2 separate regions of the Homo sapiens genome follow, and region 2 is linked to region 1. A link is an interaction called in ENCODE POLR2A ChIA-PET data of the cell type or tissue named here. Cell type or tissue: OCI-LY7. All regions are shown on one strand.

Region 1 (2,500 bases):
TGCAGATGATGATGAAGATGATGATGGTAAGTTCTGTCTGGCTCCTTCTTTAAGGCAAATAAATAGGGTCTCATAGTGAATTGGGCAGAATCAGGATTAAAGCTATAGGCGTATTTTTAATTGTGAATTTGCCTTAAATGTTGATATATAGATCAGTTTTCTGAGGAAGGTGATGAAACCAAAACACCTACCCTGCAACCAACTCCTGAAGTTCACAATGGATTACGAGTGACTTCTGTCCGGAAACCTGCAGTCAATATAAAGCAAGGTAAGAAGAGGCTAGATTGGTGCCTCTTATAGCACTGTTGAAACTACCTTTGAAATTTAGTTCACAATCATTGACCTCCCTCTTCTTTTTCCCATGCTACACGCATACTTACCTATACTTAGTTTCTGTTGATCATTTATTCAAAAATAAATGCCTGCTATGTACAGATAAAATACAAAGATGAAAAGGCTCCCGTTCCTCATAAAATTTCTATTTGAATTTTCAGGTGAATGTTTGAATTTTGGAATAAAAACTCTTGAGGAAATTAAGTCAAAGAAAATGAAGGAAAAATCTAAGAAGCAAGGTGGTAAGTCATCACGTTTTGGCATGGATAGTTGTATGTTGCTAGGGAAGAATACTAAGGACGCTTCTAGAAGCAACAGCCAAAATGAGCAAATAGATTTTCATTTCCATGGCCTGTTTGAAGTAAAACACAGACTTATTTAAATTGTGGTTGCTTTTAATTCACTGCAGCTGTGTTTCAGTCCCTAACTTTTCAGAGCTGGGTACAATAAAGAATCTGAAAGAACTTGTATATCTTGAAAAATATAGCTCTGAAGAACATCATATAAGAACTATATTAATTCTGTAAGTTCTTATAGTGGTTAAAAAGAAATTATATTAAGAGAGGAAAGGCTGGGCGTGGTGGCTCACGCCTGTAATCCCAGCACTTTGGGAGGCCGAGGAGGGCGAATCATGAGGTTGGGAGATCCAGACCATCCTGGCCAACATGGTGAAACCCCGTCTCTACTAAAACAAAAAATTAGCCAGGCGGGGTGGCATGCACCTGTAGTCCCAGCTACTCGGGAGGCTGAGGCATGAGAATTGCTTGAACCCAGGAGGCAGAGGTTGCAGTGAGCTGAGATCGCACCATTGTATTCCAGCCTGGCGACAGATCAAGACTCTGTCTCAAAAAAGAAAAAAAAGGAAAAACGTCATTTTCTAGTAGAAGAGTTCTTCCTCAAGAGCTGCTAGGATTTTCTTCTGGAGCTTACGTCAGCCTGATTGCTCTGTATTTCCAACCCCCAATTTTTTTTTTTTTTTTTTTTTTTTTTTTTTTTTTTTTTGAGACAGAGTTTTGCTTTTGTTGCCAGGCTGGAGTGCAATGGCGCAATCTTTGCTCACCACAACCTCCACCTCCCAGTTCAAGCTATTCTGCTGCCTCAGCCTCCTGAGTAGCTGGGATTACAGGCATGCGCCACCACGCCTGGGTAATTTTGTATTTTTGGTAAAGACAGGGTTTCTCCATGTTGGTTGGGCTGGTCTCGAACTCCCAACCTCAGGTAATCCACTGCGCCCAGCCCCCAGCCTTAAAATTTATAGTGTGAAGTGTAGTATATATAGAGAGAAATGGTTCTAAAAACCTTCTTTTAAGGCTTGCTTTATAGCAACCTTGGAGTTGTGTTTTCAGATGATTAAATAGAATAGGTTGGATTGATACACCTGATGGCTAGTGTACCTCTGAGGTTAATTTTAGAATAATACTAGCTTTATTGGTAAATATTAGCCTTATTGGTAAATAAAAGTAGTTTGGGTGCCTAAGTCACTCAAAATAATTTTATATTTTGTTTTCACATCATGCCCAAGGCTCCCCTCACCACTACTCCATTTGACTGTAGGCAAACAGATACAGAAAGGCTGATTGGCTTATAGTCATAATATCAGTCTGTATTGGACTTAACTGGTTACAAAAACAAATTTTTTGACTTGGGATAGCATTATTTTCCATAAATTATTTGCTGTTCTTTGACTTGCCTTATTCAGAGGGTTCTTCAGGAGTTTCCAGTCTTTTACTCCACCCTGAGCCCGTTCCAGGTCCTGAAAAAGAAAATGTCAGGACTGTGGTGAGGACAGTAACTCTCTCCACCAAACAAGGTAAGGTATAGATAGGTCTTAGAGTTGTCAAGCCTCTACTTTTATATAATTGGGAATGCAAAATCCTTGGGTATCTTTTACCTTTGATGAATTTTCAGGAATTTGTTAGTATGCTGATGAGATAATCTAAAGATGAAAAGTTGGTACATTCAACTCTAATATTTAAAAGGTTGAAATTCTTTGTCAAGCAGCCCTCACATATATTTTTCCATTTACTGTTTATATCCACTCAATACATTTATTGGCTTCCCATGTGACTAAAGAATAATAGGTATATATAATAAAGTTTTTTATTTATTTCTTTGAGACAGAGTTGCACTCCTGTTGCCTAGGCTGGAGTGCAATGGCATGATCTCA
Region 2 (2,500 bases), 200 kb before region 1:
GGGGAGCAGACTCTGGGAGGGGCAGGAAGGATGGTGGCAGCTTGGTAAGGCGTGTTCTGGAAGGTGGGCCCTAAACCCTGAAGCAGACAAATCTGTGGGAATCAGGCTGGGGGAGAGGAAACACCTGCCTTCAGCCCCAGGGCTTGGAGGAGTGGTAAAGGCTACAGCTGAGACACTGCGGGAGAAGGAAGTAAAACACTTAGAGGAGAGCTCATCTCGGGGCTGGGGATGCAACAGGAACGATTTGATTTTCACTTTGAGGTGTTGATTGATCTGACTGCACCCCTCGGCTAGACAGCTCTTCCCTACCTGTGTTCTGCTCGAGAAGGGAATGAGGCCTTCCCCAGTGGGCAGGGCCCCCAAGACAGAATTAATGCCCGTGTTCTGGAGGGAGGGGATCCATTTCTATACTCCTCCTCGGGAGTCCCATCCTCCCTGCCACCATCTTGCTGAGGTGCAACCTCGAAAATCACGCCGCTTTCGCCGCGGCCTCCCATCGTGGAGGCTCAGAGTGCAGCTATTCCTGCAGCCGGCCTTCCTATTTTCAGTAATCTGATTAGGGGTCGATGTTGGTGGGCTCGGGGACGGCTTCTCCGTGAGGTCGTTATTTAGCGCGCACCGGGTCGCCTGAGCCCGGGGTCGCGGCCAAAGGGGTAATCGGCTCCCGCAGTCTCAGCCCTTCCCCCGGGGCTCGGGGCAGGATTGACTGCGCAACCCTGCGGCCCCTGTGCTCTCCGCGGCCTCTGCGACCCCGCCCCGCCAGCCTCTCCGCCGCTGGGCTCCACCCTCCCGGGCTCTGCTGTAGTCTGAGAACTCCGTGGAGAATGCGAACCGAGCGGCGAACGGAGGCTTCCTGCCTCCCAGGTTGTGCCGAGCCTCAGACCCTTCTCCCTTCCATTTACCACCAAGTCTCTAGATTCAAGGTCAAGTCAAAGGAGCACAGCCCGTCTTACCCCTGGGACTCCCAGCGCCCAGCACGGAGCCTGGGATGTTAGAGCGCTGGGTCAAGGCATGTTGAGAGAAGCACGGGCAGTTTGGGGGCCTTGGAATCAGCCTGACGCCAGCGAGTTCCTAACCCGCCGTCTGGCCTCCAGTTTCCCCTCTGCACAATGGAAAGCCTGCTCTCCACGGTAGAGGTGACAGGGCGTGGCTAGGCAGATTTGTCACACTGCTGTGGTCTTTGTCAGAAGAAAATCAAAATGAGAGGGCCCAGTTAGGGGCAGAAGGAGAGCAGTTAGAATTTGCCGAAGGTGTGGGGGCTGGAAGAGGTAAGGTGATGTGTAGGGGCTGGATGTCCTGGGCCAGGATATCGGGAGGCTTTACTCTTCCCCACTCCCACTAACCGGAGGTCCCGAGAGGAACGGGGTCTGGGCTGCTCCCTGCCACCTGTCAGCAGGTCAAGCCTTCCACCGGAAACTGCCCCTTATTCAAGAATTTAGCTTCTCTCAAAAACTCCGAAACCCCTTTTCTCTCTCTCTCTCTCTCTCTCTTTTTTTTTTTTTTTTTTCAATGCTCCTGGCCTTGGACCCAGCACCCAAAGACATGGATTAGCCCTATCCACTAGGACAGAGCATTGCAGACCCACTAAGCCTTGGAGAGAGAAAAGGATCTTGTTCATTCTTAGTCCCCAGAATGACCAAGACAAACCCCGTTAGCCAAACCCCTAAAAAACTGTTTGGCTTAGGTTAGATTAGCTCCAAGTGTTTGACCTTGAAGGGGAACACCCCACCCAGAGTCTTAACTATCCTTCTCTGGAAGGATTCTTCAGGCAATCTGAATTCTTCCCCCGAAGGGCGCCCCTCAGACAAGGCTCCCTACCCAGCCCAGTTCCCTGCTTCTCAGATAAGCATTGATTCCTGTCATCCCAGTGGGTATTTGGTGGGTAGGGGTGAGAAGGAAAGAGGGATGAGAAAAGCAAGGCCTCTGCCTTGTCAGACTGGGATGACAACCTTTCTCCACTCATGTCCCCTTTTCTGCAGGTCATAGGATTAGAGCAGGCCCTGGGGCTGGAGTCCAAAATGCTTGTGTGGAATGTTTTGCCCTTGGCTTCCTCTGCCAGTATCTCTCCTTGTGTCCTCTTTCCTCTTTCCCTTGTGTGAGCCATTCTTGTTCCACTGACTTATTTCCTCTGTACATGTTAAAACAGAAATGACAGGGACTTTCTATTTCTGCCTCTACCTTAAGCCAGTCCTCTGTGTTCAGCCTACATGAACTTGAGTTGAGGAGGGAAACCAGGCAGGATCTAGTGAGGACCAGAGCCAAGGGCTCTGGGTCAGGGAAGAGGCTTGAGAGGCAGTCTATGTGTGAAGGATAGTGGAGAGGCCAAAGGAAAGGAAAGGATTGAGAACATAGGTGCCAAGGGGCAGAGCCCCCATTTCTACCTTTCCTCACCCCAGTTCCTCTCTGCCTAAGATCCTCAGCCTCATTACTCACCTCTGCTCTAGTTTCCCAAGTTTCATGCACAAATCCCTGGGACAACTCAGGGAAGATGAACTGGGAT

What was found. ChIA-PET counts read pairs that join two places held together with the same protein. Peaks named below come from ENCODE experiments on the same cell type or tissue, not always from the same donor. Only the 100,000 strongest peaks of a DNase experiment are listed, where the experiment ranks them.
Region 2: POLR2A ChIA-PET joins it to region 1 with 6 read pairs; 5 of 35 experiments call an interaction of 5 or more read pairs at or near these places.

Annotation. Positions count from the first base shown.
Region 1 is chr1:203,829,629-203,832,128 of GRCh38, forward strand. It overlaps ZBED6 (zinc finger BED-type containing 6), which reads left to right. Exons shown (of 17, transcript NM_001395895.1): 5 at 1-26; 6 at 152-268; 7 at 495-575; 8 at 2,033-2,143. ZC3H11A (zinc finger CCCH-type containing 11A) reads left to right here. Exons shown (of 18, transcript NM_001376342.1): 6 at 1-26; 7 at 152-268; 8 at 495-575; 9 at 2,033-2,143. Among named protein-coding and RNA genes, the nearest start is that of SNRPE, 31 kb to the right of the region's middle. In OCI-LY7, no CTCF peak of the experiment used is centred here; no DNase peak of the experiment used is centred here.
Region 2 is chr1:203,628,881-203,631,380 of GRCh38, forward strand. All of the region lies in intron 1 of ATP2B4 (ATPase plasma membrane Ca2+ transporting 4), which reads left to right. Among named protein-coding and RNA genes, the nearest start is that of ATP2B4, 3.3 kb to the left of the region's middle. RefSeq lists silencers at 653-732, 793-852 and an enhancer at 907-1,593. In OCI-LY7, no CTCF peak of the experiment used is centred here; DNase peaks (open chromatin) are centred at 171, 841 and 1,141; H3K4me3 peaks cover 1,817 bases; H3K27ac peaks cover 1,362 bases.